2 separate regions of the Mus musculus genome follow, and region 1 is linked to region 2. Evidence: chromatin loops called from intact Hi-C (ENCODE). Cell type or tissue: left cerebral cortex. All regions are shown on one strand.

Evidence for each region. A loop is a pair of places that touch in the nucleus more often than their neighbours do. Peaks named below come from ENCODE experiments on the same cell type or tissue, not always from the same donor. Only the 100,000 strongest peaks of a DNase experiment are listed, where the experiment ranks them.
Region 1: a loop joins it to region 2, with 2.7 times the contacts of the local background. A loop is called at or near these places in 10 of 42 quality-filtered maps.

What each region holds. Positions count from the first base shown.
Region 1 is chr7:122,290,595-122,298,594 of GRCm38, reverse strand. The region is part of intron 2 of Prkcb (protein kinase C, beta); the gene reads right to left. Gm51497 (a long non-coding RNA gene) reads left to right here and starts at 2,246. Exons shown (of 3, transcript XR_003946872.1): 1 at 2,246-2,374; 2 at 5,349-5,471; 3 at 5,863-7,959. In left cerebral cortex, a CTCF peak has its summit at 6,311; DNase peaks (open chromatin) are centred at 3,025, 5,728, 6,213, 7,626 and 4 more places; H3K4me3 peaks cover 1,797 bases; H3K27ac peaks cover 2,787 bases.
Region 2 is chr7:122,386,240-122,394,239 of GRCm38, reverse strand. The region is part of intron 2 of Prkcb (protein kinase C, beta); the gene reads right to left. Among named protein-coding and RNA genes, the nearest start is that of Gm51497, 94 kb to the right of the region's middle. In left cerebral cortex, a CTCF peak has its summit at 2,660; DNase peaks (open chromatin) are centred at 3,428, 3,658, 3,839, 4,552 and 1 more place; H3K27ac peaks cover 3,057 bases.

The DNA of each region.
Region 1 (8,000 bases), 96 kb after region 2:
TACCCAGTGTCCTGTTCCATCCATTATTCCATTGAGACAGTCTCTCACTGAACCTGGAGCTACACTGGTGGTCAGCAAGCTGCAGAGATCCTTGTCTCTGCCCTGTGCAACTCCTAGGTTACAAGGATTCAAACTCAGTCTCCCATGCTTGCACAGCAAGCCCCCTTACGCAGCTCCACGGCCCTCAACCAAAACCTTTTCTGTCCCCCAAGCACATACCTGTCACCATTGCCCCACACGTGCTCCATCGGCATGTGCTGTTGGGTGATTGGCAGCAGCACAGAAAGAGAGGAGTGGGAGGACTCCTTTCAAAGGAAGAATCATTTCCATGGTCCTCTGCGCCAAAGGACGCAATGAAGAGAGGCATCCCTATTGTTAGCACCACAAAAATAACCTAGTAACCACCACCACCCCCAAAATAGAACAGTCAACAATATGGTGGACATGAAATTCCAAATGTCTCTTTAGGATTCAAAACATAACAGGGGTCCCTGTGCACTCAGCTGCTGTGTCCCTATCACCCCTCAGGAGCTGTGTCCTCCATTCTCAGCTGACCTCCAAAGCCTGCAGCTTCAGGATCTGAGTCACAGCTGACTGTTTCAAACGGCATCTCATGCTGGTTAGAAGCATTTGGCCACGTCCACACACACACACACACACACACACACACACACACCACCTCAAGACAATGACAACAAACCCTTCCTAGTGGCCAGGCTGCCTATACCAGATCCAAACATTAGGGCATGACTCTGTGACCGTCATCTCCCACCAGCTCCTCCCACACAGCCTTCTTCCTGTTCCCTGTAGGCACCCTGTTCTCTCTCCTCCATAGCTCCACATGTACTCTCTTCTGTCCCCACCCCCTTGTCACTCTAGGAACTCCTACTCTTATGGTAAAACTGTTCTCAAATGTCACCTCATCTATGTAATCCTCTCTACCTCTCCCCAAGGAATACCAAGGCCACCCTGAGTGTCTTTACACCCTTTGTAGAGCACTTTGGAGTACATATCAGAACTAACCAGCCTTGTGACAAACTTCCTTCACAAGAACTGTGTCTTCTTTCTCTTTAACGTCCCTACTGCAATGTAGCTGTGTACTATGTGTTCATTCTACGCTCTCTATATTCTTGTCCTTCTATTTTGATGCTAATTCCATGAAGGCAGGTACTCTGTTCCTTACTCTGCTTCCAGTGCCTGGAACGGCACCTGATATGTGATAGGATCTCAATGCATGAGTGTATAACTGGGATGGATGGAGAAAGAAGTAGGCAAACAGCCCGATGGGTATTTTCTTCTTAGAATTATATTTTACCTGCCCATAAGGAACAGAGTCATGGAGAGACAGAATCACTGGTGGCAAGTGCCTGTAATCTCACCACTCAGAACGCAGAAGGCTGAGACATCTGGATCTCTGAACTTCCTCCAGCACATCTGAGAACTTCCAAGAAAATCACTGAAGCACCCCTTGCCTGGTCCCAAGGAGGTGCAGCTAGTAGTAAACCAAAGGCAGGGGTAGAACAGGACTGACTCAGTGGTGGGTAACTGCGGAAAACAAATGAATCATCAAAGAAGCAAGGTGCTCTGCAGGAACAAATGAAAATGCCCTCCCGCTCTCACTGAGAATGCTCGGTGGATATTTACTGGGCTGCAGATCTGTGTAGTCATGAAAGACATGTTAGCACCAATGTGAAGCACTCTCCCAAATGAAATCAGAAAGATGGGAAGAGAGCCAACACAGCATCTTTCTCCATGTGTGCTTCAATGCTGTTAACCATGAAACTACTTCAAAAACATCACTTCCAAAAGAGAAAGAAACTGAAAGGCAGAGGACTGGTACCGTATAGTATCTGCGGCAATGCACACAGCCTTAAGTCCCTGAAACTGTATTTCAGCTGACAAATCCCTCTATGCCCACTCTTTCTTTGTATTTACATTCCCATCTACCAGCTGACTTGATCTACCACCCCTGAGATTGTCTGATTTCTCTGCTTTAGAACAGCCACCTCAAACTGTAACCCCTAGACAAAAAGGGAAGTCAGCTCATTATCTGAGTTACTGTGGGGATCTGGAGCACTCTGGCTGTCACGCTAAGACTTCATCTTGAGGTCCCTTGTCTAAGGAGTCTCTCCTGATAGGTAACCATACAAAGAGAAAGCTGGGGGCTCCCCCAAGAATGTCTCTGAGATAATGCATATCTTTACATACATCACAATGCAGGTTGTTAGCTCTGGATCCTTGACAACTCAGAATGGAGAGTGAGAATTTGGGCTGCTTAATTCTTAGCTAGAATGACCCCAACTCTACCTTGAAACATTTCATAGGTTAGCCTCTCATGAACCATTCTCATAGCATCTGGTAGATTTCCATCAAGGTAAAATTAGATATTGGTTAAAAAAAATCATTTGTTGTAAGTCATATCTCTCCTTCCTATACTACCACATGAGGGACGTTCAGAGTAGCATTCAATGTTGGGTGCTGTCATCTAAACTTATTCCACACACATAGAAGTTAGTGACTGGATACGTTTTTAAAGGACGCTTGGTTGGATGGATAGAAGGATAGGATGGATGCTGTATGCATGCACGCATGCATGAATGGATATGTGAGAATGTAGGTAAACGGGTGTGTATGGTTAAAAGACAAATTTCCTACAGGCTTTTCAAGCAGACATCACACTTCCAAATGTCATACATAAACACTGGGGATGCTGTAGTCTCCATAAAAAAGGTCTAACATTCCATCTATGGAATATCACACAGCTTCAACTAGAGAGACTGAATGAATGAAGTCAATAATTTCATACTACAAAAAAAAAAAAAAATCTGGAAACTGGCAAGGGCCCTGGCATTGGAAAGCATCAACCTAGGAGGTGAACTTTCTAGCTCGTCCTGCTGCCTACCAAGAACAGACTGGTCTGCAGAATCAGAAGAGCAGACATGAGTTTGAAGTGGTACTTGATGACGGAACTCTGCATGGCTGAAAAGTAGCACCATGCATAATCTCAAGCTTATGACATACAGATCTATTTTTGTATGTGTGTGCACATGTGCGGTGGGGATGGAAATAGAGACAGAGAGGAAGAGAAACAGGGAGAGGCCGAGGAAGGGAAGACTCCAATATCAACATGGATGTCAGTCATTTTCTCTTTAAGATTATTTTTTATTATCTTGAATTATGTGTATGGGGCAGGGCACATACATGTGAATGCAGGCACCTACAGAGACTGGAAGCATAGTGTCCCCTTGGAGATGCAGTTACCAGTGAGTCACCTGCTGTGGGTCACCTGCTGTGGGTGATGGGAGCTGACTCTGGGTCCTCTGCAGGAGCAGTGTACTCTCTGAGTCGCTAAGCCACCTCTCCAGCCCTATATAAATTCACATCAAATGCTCAGCTGTCTCTGACCAGTCACACTCTCGTGGCTTTGCACGCTGATGCTGATGCACTATCTACATGCTTATCTGGACCAGGTGGGGCCTGGAGAATCACTAGTATTGGAAATAATATATTTTTGTATTAGTGTCAAGAACTTGTTTATCACACCAACCATATTTCCAAAGGTCATATTTTCTGTATTTACTTGGGAAGGTCTTCCACTGTTCAGTAACGAAGCTTCAGGGGAAGGGGAAAAGCCACCCAGGCCATGGTTACCACTTTGCAGTGTGCCTTGCTGATTCTCAGTTGACTGAGAAAGTTCAACCCATACTACTCAGTGTAACAATATAAGTACCCAGAGACAGGTGTGGCAAAATGAAATGACCTTTGAGTTAATATTTCCCATGTCCTTTTGTTTTTCAAGGTGGAGGATAGCACCCAAGACCTTGCATGTACTTCCACTGAGCCACCCCTAGCCCCAATTCATATAATGGTTGATTATTGTTTTAATTGCATATTCTAATCTGTATATGTTAACAATAAACTACATTAAAACTTGTCTTCTATAGCGTATCTATTGAGGGAAGACGACAGCTGTAGGTTCATGTGACACTTAGTTTGTTTTCTCTCTTTTTTAAATAATTCAAACAAGAAGTTAAAGACATGTTTTCGAATTCACCAAGGGAAGGTAAAAGGGCTTTCTTGTTAGAATCCTTAAGTCTAGTTCTTTATAGTCAGAAAAACAGTGGCCCCGGGCTTTTTGAGAGTCCAAGGCAAGTTCAGATCTTTCTCATGAGGGAAACCGTGTGCTCTGGGCCCAGACACTGAAGTATCTACTGGCTGGATTACCCTAAGTCTCATAGAAACACACCCATCTGAGCACATGAAACAGGCACAGTCATTTCCCGAGTTCCAGTCAGCTCTGCCCTGCTTCGGCACACTTTCCCACCATTAATCAAGTCCTGACGATCATCTTACTTTGAGTTGTTTACTCTCACGGTGGATATTTCTCCTTAGCTACTTACTTTACCCCAGAGCTCTACAAAGGAGACACTGTGTCCTCTTTCACCAAGATGGCGAGCAAGGTTACAGTGTGGGGATGGACTCCCCAAGGTCACACCGTGAGCAGATAGAAGATGAGGGATCAGAGTCCACGTCTGTCTGGTTCCAACCACGTGCTTTAAACACCTAGATCTGAACATCTTAATGCTTCTCTATTTCTACTGAAATGACTTCCTTTAACAAAAAAAGAGAAAAGTTTCCTCTCTGCCAAACTGCAAAGTCTTTCTTTGGATAAAAGTTGAAATCCTCCCAGTGATTAGTGAGTTGATTAGAATTTAAGCACAGCGTGCAGGTTCTAGGGTTGTTAAAAGAGTGCCTTGGAGAAAGAAAGGTTTGTCCTGTGGCATAATGGGTCCCATTTCTAATCCAAAATTGTGTGCAATTTCACAAGAGGGATCCTCTGTCAGCTGAGGCATTATCAAAGAGAGAAGGAGGAGGGTGGGTAAATCAGTGGCAGTTAACCGAGAGTTTTGTCCTTTAGCTGTACAAAAGCCAGAAGTCTGTTCTTAAGAAAGCTTCCCAAGTCTATAAAAATCTGTGGTTCCCTGTGGTTCCTGGATGCTCTGTCCTGCACCCCGATTTCCATGACAGCTACTGGAGCATTGGGGCAGTGACAAGGGCATCTTAATCTTGGGATCCTCCCACACCATCCTGAGGGGTTAGCCAATCTCTGCTTCCTCCACCTTTGAGATGGAAACATCCTTCCCTCCCTCCGCTGTTGGCTGGGAACGTGCTACCTGAGCTGAACACTACTGTCCTCTAGGTTTGCTCGGAACGAGACGTGGACATTCATTGGGTTCTACTCTAGCCAATATATACCGAGTATATAGCCAATTCTCTCTAGGCAACATCCCTAAGAGCCACTGAAAATGATGTGTCTTTTGACTTCTTTTGTCCCTTTCCTGTCCCAGCTGGCTAAAAGGAGGCCTGGTGCCTGGAGAATCCAGTATCTTCTTGAGCTGTGAGATAACTATTGCTCCCTGGGACAGCATCATAGAAAACTGAAGGACCAGATCTCTGAACTGTTGACTTAGGTAAAAGAATAAACTCTGTTTGTTTTCTATTATAATGTTGGTCCTACTTTAAGTAAATTCACTTTAAGGTAAGATATCAGGCACCAGGTACTGAAAATAATCCTATAAAAGGAGCTCGTCTGTGGTTCCAGAATTAGTTCCAAGCAACACTGGGTACCAGTGATAAACTCCCTCCCTGCCTTCTAGGCTGTGTCCCACTCTAAGCAGCTCAGCTCAGGGCCCATGAATCTACCCCACCCCCTCCTTCCTCCTACCCACTCCAAGTCAGATGGAGTAGCCCATCAACGCAGTAACAGAGGGCCAGATGTTCAGAGAGCTAAGGGGTGAAAAAATGAAAAGAGAAATGATTTTGAAAATACCTTTCACCCCTCCCCTTTCCTTTTGTTCCCAGGAACCCAGGGAGTCGAGCACACGAGGCAAACGCACTGCCAGCTTCTGAAAAAGTCTTATTCCTAAAGTTAATCATACTTCTTGAAAACTTTCATTCTGATTTTTTTCTCATTGTGCCAAAAAAAAAAAAAAATCCTAGGCTTTGAATAAAAGGATCTCCTGCTCCATATGTGCAGTCCCCCGCACATTCCAAAGCTGACTTTCCCAGCCATCAATAACAGAGAGCAGGTGGCACAGGAGAGCCACAGAAGCAGGGTTTAAAAAATCACCCCTGACCTCGACAAGAGACAAAAACAGAAACCAATTCATGCGAGTGAAAGGCAACCTCACAGATTCCACATTCCCCACACCGAGCCACTCTCGGTGCTGTGTTTAAGAGAGACAAGTTCTAGAAAACCATCCAGACGGTGCCACTGGCCTGACTCGTTGCCACCGGCAGGGACTTGGCAGTCCTTCCATGTACTGTATAAAACTGAGGCTCTGGATCTCAGCAGAGGAGGCTGGAAACTTCCTGTCCCACTCCAGAACTCAGTAAAAGCCTTCAGCTTAGGGCAGCCAGGCCCATGCATGTCCCAAAGCCACCTCTGAGCACTGGGGTCTTTTGATTTTGCATGCAGCGCAATGGTGCAAAGCAAAGTTATCCATGGGCACTACTGTCTCACTTCAGGCTATTCCACACCCACACGCTTTCCTCTCCAGATTTAAGGCCAGTTCACAGGGTGGAGGATGGCAATTCGACCCTGAGAATACCTGTATTCCCAACACCTGGGAGACTAACAAAGAAAGACAGAAAAGCTTCCAGGACAAGGTCAGTCTGGGCACAAAGTGAATCTGAGTGAGAACGGGGAAGGGGGGGATAGGAAGGGGAGGGAAAAGGTAGGAGGGGGAGGAGGTGTTGGGAGGAGAAGATGCAGAACCACTTCTGACCAAACCCAACCACACCTGGCTTAAAGGGAGAGAGAGGGGCAAAACAACCCTGTAAATTCAAGAGGCAAAGGGGGTCAGAATTGTAGAAGGCCAGTGTTGAACAGAGACATAGCCTCGAATGTCTGCTCATTGGTAAAGGGATGACCTCAGTTCCAAATGATCGATTCAGCATGAAAGTAGAGTCAGTATTCAACAAGTTGAATGCTGTGTGTGTGTGTGTGTGTGTGTGAGAGAGAGAGAGAGAGAGAGAGAGAGAGAGAGAGAGACAGAGAGAGAGACAGAGAGAGAGACAGAGAGAGAAAGACAGAGAGACAGACAGACAGAGACAGACAGACAGACAGACAGACAGACAGACAGACAGACAGACAGAGACAGAGACAGAGACAGAGACAGAGACAGAGGGGAGAGAGAAATTCACAAACTATTTATGGCATTCTAAGGGTTAAACAAGGCCACATCTTTAGAGATTCAATTTAAAACCTATCTTTCCCCCTCTCCCATTTTGCATCAGAGCCTCTCTGGAACAAAGCAGGCACTCTCCTGAGCTACATTCCTCAGTCCACAGTCCATCTTGTAGGCACAAACCCTAGAGATAAGAGAGGCCACCAAGTCTCTGATATTTGATTAGGTACCCCTGGTTAAAATCATGGCTCTTGAGCTAGAATCAAGAACCCAGGTAAGGAGTCTCTTGGAGTCCTTCTTGTGCCTCCTCAGATGTTAAAAAGGGCAACCTCAGGCAGGATCCCAGAGGCACCCCATCTGGAACCACCGCTTTCAAAGAGAGAGGAGGCCCAGGGGAAACCACAGTTGCTTTTCTAGGGGGATGCGCCATCTGCAGATGGCAGCCACCTGCAAAGCAGGGGAAAGAGGCAGACCCTCCTACTGGGAGGTAAGGGAGAGCAATGAGCAAGAAAGGGCTGGAATTAGGAAGAAAGAGGTTCCCTCCACACACAAGAGTCCTTGAAGACATTTCATTTCTTAAGCAGGGCTGGCAGTCCTGAGAGAATGCTCAGATAGCAGCGGGATGGATGCACTTTTTGACTTTTAGGGCCTTCCAGGAGCTCCACTGGCCTTTCCTGGATGGTGCATCTCTGGCCCAAATACACACCCCTTAAAAGGACCCTTTGGTGGTGAAGGATTCCTAGCCTGGGAGGTCACTCTGACAGGCAGGATTACTTCACTCTGCCTAACTCGGCCACGTCTTTGAAGTCT
Region 2 (8,000 bases):
GAGAGTAGAGAGAAGTTTGCTAAAATCATCTCCAGAAACAGCCAGAGAAAGACAGATGTGAGGGAGGGTGGGAGGGGAAGTGCCCCGCCTGGGACAGGGTAGAGGGGGGCCAAGCCTGGGCAGCAGGGAGCCCCGAGAAGAGCCCTGAAGCTCCTGCTTTTGAATGTGTATTTTTACCCCTCCCTCGTGGGACACCTGAGGCTTTGGGTGGGTCCTCAGCTTTCTCAAAATAAGAAAAGTAAAGAAACAGAAAACATTTCCTTCCCTTTTCTTGACTCTTCCAGAGGTTACACAGGTGGGGTCTGCTCAACACCATTCAGAATATAAATTAAAATCCTTGAACCAAAGCTCTGTGTGTCCTAAAAGCCTCGTTTCTTTATTCACTTCAGCTTTTTTTCATATAGAAACTATTGTACCCTGCTTAATTCTATACGCAGTTCCTGAATAATTTTCATTTTAAAAGACAAAGAGACTTCTATTTTTTTAAAAAAATATCAAAAATGTTTAAAATTTTTTCTCTATGGATTCTGCACTCTCTCCCCTCAAGGTTATAGAAACATGCTCCTATGAATTCCCACCAATGTCTTTTCTTACCTTGGCTTTTAAATCTTGACTTTGTCTATAATTTACCCCATCTGTAATTTAGTTTTATATGAGACAGGAGTTAGAAATCAAACCCTGTGTCCTGCCACGTGGCTAGCTAATTATGCCAGCGCCATTTACTAAATAAACCCTGCCTCTGCTACTGCTCTAAAAAGTCACCTTTTCATATATTAAGATCCTGTGTTTCCCAAGGCCTTTGAGACCTCTTTGGGGATCTAGCCTCTTATGCCACAGCTGGAAGAATTTCGCCAATTACTTGAAATGTGTTTCATGGCTTAACAATAGGTATTTTATTTTTGTAAAAGTCATTTCTAAGAGGCACTTTCATGCACTGTTGGTGGGTGCATAAATTGGCACAAACCTTTTTGAAAAACAATTTAGTAAAATCTCCTCTAGGTGGAAATGTTCATATCCCTTGCCCTAAGAACACTGCTTCTAACAATCACTCAACAGAACTCCTCACCAAAGAGCCCCAAGAACACTCACCAATGCACTGAAAAACAATCAAACTATTCAAATCCCATCCATAAAGTATTGGTACATGTTATATACATCCTTAAATTCAAGGTGGGTGCAAGATACAATAAGTAAAGGAAAAGATGTAAAATACACACAGAGACTATGGCTCATTTGGTTCCCTAGTGACACATTCTCAAACTTACATTTGCAAAATCGCACAAGAGAACACACCCAAATGCTGCCTCTATAGTCTGCAAGTCAGAGGCCTCCATCCTAGATTGCACAATGAGACATCATCAAATTCTCTTTTGATATAAGCTTTTTCAGAGATAAAAATAATTATGCAAAAGTGGTGATGCAGTGAATAGACTGAGAGTCAAAATATCCCATGATTCCACTTCATAAATGGAGTGCTTGTGGCATAGGAAGACAGTCTAGGGGCAACGCTCAAACAGAGAGAGAAATTCCTTTTAGCCCTGTGCTAGGATGGACCCCAGGGCCACCATGAATCAGAACGTGGTTCACTTCAATCAGAAGCAAGCCCTCCTCTCACCCAGTCCCCATCCACTCTGCCCTCTCCACCAGAAGATCCTACCTACTCATAGGCATTCAGGGCAGAGGTGACAAGGGGAGTAGGTATCAGGTGATACTGCCAAGGTCTTGCCTTTACCAGCCCTGCTGAGCCAGAGGCAGGCACCAAGGCAGACCTACCAGAGTCTGTATCTTATTTGTCTTACCCAACAGTGGAGCACTGGGAACCTGCACCATGTCTTCCATTAAGTGTCAGGATCAAGTCCATGATCAGAGGTAAAGCTCTCCAGAGAACGCATCTCACAACCTGTATCCCTTGAATCTGAATGCCCAAACCCAGAAAGCCCTGTCGGAGACAGGGTCAGAGTGAGGCCCACAGGCATTGAATAATGAATTGAATACCTTGGCAAGAGTAATGGATAGACATAACTAGACAGAAAAGACTAGAAGTCACAAATATGGCCCAGGGGAGGTACTGTTGGACTTGATGAGAGCATCCATTCCCAAGCAAGGCTGGCAGATACCATACAACAACCGTCACTCTCATGTAGTAGCCGACAGTCTCTACCTGCTTACCTTCCTCCAGTGCCTGGCACTTTCCTAAATGCCTGGTACCAACTCATTTACAATAATTATGTGGTAGAGGTGTTTTATTTCCAACTTACAGATGAGAAAACGAAGGTATGGAGCAATTAAGAAACAATTCAAATGCCACAGAGTAAGAAGGGCAGCTGGGTTAGGCTGGGGTGTTCTGGCTTTGGCACCCCTGCCACAGTGGTGCTCAAAATCCCCAGATCCCAAGCTCCTTCACTCCTCCAGTCACCTCCCAGATGGACCCAACTCTCAATGGAGCTAGCAAGCTTATTCCCTAGAATAAAAGACTAGCCATTGGCTTTGATATACTATGCCTCCTGGGGTATTGAATAGACCAGGAAGTACATAGAGCCTGGAAACCAACTGCCCTTTCTGAAAAGGGGACCTTTCTGTAAGATTAACCAAGTTTCCTTTTATATACAACTAGCACAGAGACCATCGGCATAAAACTCGCCCCCAGTGGTCTTCCCAGGCATTGCATTCATTCCTTATGTGCAAGACTTAGACACATTCTCTTAGTCAATTTGTAGCATTTATCCATTACTGCTTTACTTCCCGCCACCCATACACCCTGCAGCACAGACTGTCTTACTATACAGTATTGCATCTCTAGCACCCAATGTGCAATGAGTGTGTTGAATGAATGAGTGAGTGACTGAGTGAATGAATGAATGCAGTAGTGATATATTACACCCCTTGCTGTAACTGCCTTCTCATGATCATCTTCCCTCACCCACCTAAAAGTTCCCCAACACCACAGAAGATTGTAAAGAATTTCAAAAGCTCTAAGGGACACACGAAAACAATAGCTAAATTAAATGTGATTCCAACCAAATGAGGAACACTCAACAGATAATTATCAGTTTATTCAGTGAGCCCCTGGAGATGATGTCTGGTGCTTTTCCTCACTGAAACATGGGGATACACGGTGGTATCCCCATGCCAAGTAGGCAGCTGATGAGGGCAGCCACTAGGAAAGGGCACCCCTCCCTCAAGGGAGCCAGACCATGTGCATATTCAGAGGAGGCTGGACGTTGTCTATGGTTTCTAAACGTTGGCCAGTATTAAAATCAATCTGAAGAATAAAGAAAACCCCAGCAGGCAGCTGGTTGGTTTTCTCTTGAGTAAAATCATGGTGGGTGAAACAGCTCAACCTCAGGAGAGTCCCAGCCACAGGGTTCTGCCAGCTGGTGCTGTGTATCCTCCCACAGGTTGCTCGGTCTCTCTTTGCTTCAGTAAAATAGAGGATAACAGTACCTTGTAGGCCTGGTGTGACAGACAATTAGATGCAATAAAGTCTGCAGGATGGCTCAACTCTGGGGTCTGCACATGGAAGACAATGCATAAGAGGACTCCCAGCCGAGGTGGACTAGACAGCAAGGGTTCCAAGCCCACCCAGTTTCACTAATCACTCCTCAACCTGCCAATGCAGACAGCATCAGATCCAAACACTCCCCCTGGCTCCCCAGCCAGTTCCCCGCAGCATCCAGAACCGTGTACAGAGCATTTCCATGGCAATAACCTGTTCTACAAAAGGTACAGTAAATATTTACTATTTCTTCACACATTGCAGATTATTTGGGTCTAACAATCTAACTGGCACACTCCACCGCTTTGGAAACAACGGCAATGGTGAAGCCAAGCCCCTGGGAACAGAACAGATGTGCCTTCAGCAGCAGGGACACCAGCAAGCTTGTGGGCAGGCAAGAGCATCATGTGACCACAGATAAAGGGCTCTCAGGAAGCCCAGCTCACAAGGGTGCCCCAGTGCTACTGAACCCCCCTTTCCAGTCACTCCACGCTCTCAGCAGCAAGTGTGATACATTTAGAAGATCTGTCTTCCTTCCCTCTCTATTCAGCACCCATCACACACACAGACACACACACACACACACACCATACACACAGACACACACCACACACACACACAGGCACACACACACACCATACACACAGACACACACCACACACACTCACACCATACACACACACACCACACACACACACAGGCACACACACACACCATACACACAGACACACACCACACACACACCATACACACACACATACCACACACCACACATACACACACACAGAGGCACACACACGAGTTGGATCAGCAGCAGAGCCGAGTGAGACCCACAGAGCCTGCCTGGAGAGGAGGAGGCCCCAATGGGGTGAGGGAGGCTTCTCTGCCCAGGGCTTTGGAAATGTCACGGAGAGAACTCTGATTCATCGCCTAACTCACATCTCCACGGCAGACCCCATCTCTGCAGGGAAGGCAGGACTTGGCTTTTTCATTCACTCCCTCATTCAGGCACAAAGCCTGTGTTTACCAGGAAGAAAAAAAAATTTTTTTAAAGCTCATTCAAGCAGAAACTCTCTGTGTAACCTTGTATTCGTCCCTGAAGAGAGAGAAGAACAAAATACAGACCCTGCATTAAAGTTTCTCCCACTTCAACAGAGGAGGAATGAGAACAGACCACCACCAATCGGTGTGATAGTGTGATAGAGGAGATGGAGGGAGGACCAGGAAAGAATCCAGAAGCTATCTAGAGACGGCAGCATCCAAATGTTTTTTAAATGTGAAATTTCTGTAAGATAAAATAATTCAATAGCAGAAGGGAAAGGCAGAAGCCAGGCTAAGGAAATCAGTACCAGGACAGTGGCAGAGTTGTATCTAGAATCTACATAGTGACCAATCAATAAGAACAAGACAGACCACAGAGAAATGACAGAGCACTGTTTAAAAAAAATGCATAGGGAAAGAAATATAAATAGCCAAGGGCCATGGAGATCAGTCCAACCTCATGAATATCCCAGAAATGCAAATGAAGCTACAGTTCCCCTATCAGATTGATACAGATGGGAAAGAGCACGCCCAGCATTGGCAGCTGTGGGTGCGATGAGTGCATGAAGGCTGGGGCAGCACGGTCCCAGCAGCACGGTGGATGTGAGGGAATGGACACTCTGTTACTCTTGCTCACCTGTCTTCTGTGTACCCAGTGCCTCATAGTCACACAGCAAGTATCTCTAGAACTGAGTCACATGGGGAAGAACTCATCTGCATGTCTGACCTCCCCAAGAAGTTTTATTGCTCCAACACCTTTCCCTATGACTCTTCAGGGGTCCTGGGGATGACTGAAGTAGGTTAATAGTTGTGGGAGCCAGCGGCAAGGCAAGAGAGGGAAACCAGAGTGCACCCCTGATTCTGGTTCTCCCTTCTTTCTCTTCCCAGAGGCAAGCAAGGGATGCCGGAACACTCCTGCCCCTCACATAAAGGGCAGGGCCATGTGTGATCATCAGTCACGGAGAGGACAGCAGAAGCAGATGGAGAGAGGAGACACAAGGTGCAGAGCAAAGAGGTGGTTGTGCTAAGATGAACCTGGAAAGAAGCAGCCCCACCCCCAAGTGTTCACAGACACAAGAGGCCCCTTCTATTCTGTCCAACGGTGGCAGGGGAGGACAGCAACATGTATTTAGGTAAAAGCCTGACACTGAACCAAGACCTGCTACCTGCTAATGTCTCTCTCCACAGGCCTCAGCCTCTGTTAACAGAGGAGCTCAGAGGTCAAAGTACTTGTGAGCTGGTCAGCAGCAGTGCTGAGATTTGACCTCAGTGCTTGAGGTCAATCCTGAGTTCAATCCTTCCTCCTTGTTTTCCTGTTCTGAACAGTGTGCCTTGGCATCTAGCAGGCCCGGTCCTGGAAAGTCAGCTCTCAGAAGGACCAGAAGTGGGGTAAGCAGAGGCAGAGCTGAGGGCTTCAGTGGCCCAGACATCTCAGAACAGGGTCCTTGTAATCAGGGACAATGGGCTACTTCTGGGCTTAGGGGACCGTGGGTGGGTGTGCCACCTACATTCTCCACCCACATCTGCTTCCCCTAGCAAGACCAACAAAGGAAAAAGAAACAACTTTACATCTGAGGGGCTGCTGCTGCTGCAGACAGACACCAGAAGGAAGCAGGCCGCTGGGGAGGCCACATCCGCCCCTCAGAAATGCTCTCTGGGCATCGTGGGTAGTGGGGATGAAGGGGACAATGCAGGAAACTGGTCCCTAGACCCAGATAATGAAGCAAATGGCACTTCAGGGTCCACCTAAGCTCAGTGCAACCCTGAATCTACCTGAATCCACAGAGCCTGGCATTCTGATCCCACAGACCTAGACCTCGAGTGAGATCTCAGGCAAAGCATTCCAGCTCTCTAGTTTTAGGTTCCTCGTCTATGAAACAGTGAAAGTAGATTGTTTATAATGAGACACATTAGGACTAAGGAGTGTGTGTGAAAATACCACCTTTTAACCAACCCGTCCCTACCTATGTTTATGCCCACTCCACCACCCACCAACAACACTCACCACCCACTACCCATCACCTACTACCTGTGATCACCACTACTGGATACAACCCATGTTCAATGCTCGGTACATTTAGCCAAGTCAGTAAACAGTAAGTACTCAAATTTATTTGTAGGAAAAAAAAGAGATTAAGAAGGGATGAAAAGAGGAAGGAAGGAAAGAAAGAAGGTAGGAAGGGAGGGAGGGAGGGAGGAAGGAAGGAAGGAAGGAAGGAAGGAAGGAAGGAAGGAAGGAAGGAAGGAAGGAAGGAAGGAAGGTAGGAAGAAGTTGGACACCCCTCTGTAAGGTTCCTGCCCACGAGAAGCTGCCTTCCAAACTGCCTTCCCCCTGGTGCTTTGCCCAAAAGTATGAGGCACTTTGCCCTGGTTAACAGGACCAAGCACTGCCTGTCAACTGATTGCCTGGTTTTCTGGCCAGTCTCTAGGTAGAGCTCAGAGCTCCTTTCCTTCCCTTGGAGGCCCCAGAGACAGCTTTCTTTCTCCTGGGTTTCAATCTCATTGTCTCTCTCCTACATTCCCCCCCATCCCCCCCCCCCCCCCGCAGACTTGGGGATAGCATCCATGCTAACTTCATCTTGGTCTCACAGCTGGCAACCTCTGTGCCAAAGCCAAGTGTTCACTGAATCACAGTCAGGAAAGCAGTTGCCACAGCGTGTCACTCCCCAGTGAAATCCAACAGGCATGCCTAACCCAGGCATAGATGCAGTGACACGTATGTAACTGCCAAGTCATCTTCAGGGACTTTCCCACACCCATGGATCTCTTACTGTGTGGTGGGTATAAGAATTTGTACTTCTGATCTCTTAAAATCATTCAAAATTATTATTTCATTGTATGTGTGTATAGTGAATATTGTTCTGCCTGCCTCTAAGTCTGTGCACCACATGGTGCCTGGAGCCTTTTGAGGCCAGAAGAGAGCTTTGGCTCTCCTGAACTGGCTGTGAATCAAACCTAGATCCTCTGCAAGAGCAACAAGTACTCTTAACCACTGAGCCATCTCTCCAGCCCCTGTGCTTCTCCTTCTGTGTTTACCTTGGATGACAGTAGCCAAGTTATAGAGTCAGCTGAGATAACCATTCACAGCTAAATGGATAAAACCTGTGGTATACACACACAATGCGTATATACCTATCATACAAATGTATGACATTTTCATGCATGCACATCATTTTCTTTGCTCATATTCTCTCTTCTCTCTCTCTCTCTCTCTCTCTCTCTCTCTCTCTCTCTCTCTCACACACACACACACACACACACACACACACACACACACACACACACACACACGCCACACAGAGAGAGAGACAGAGAAAGAGAGAGAGAGATAGACCACCAGCACTACTTCTTTTATTCTTCCTCTACCTCCAGATGGTTCCCTTCCTTTCCCAAATAAAACAGCCCCTCACTAATGTCATGTCACTTTTAAAAATCAAGTCAACAAATGTAGTATTTGTCATTC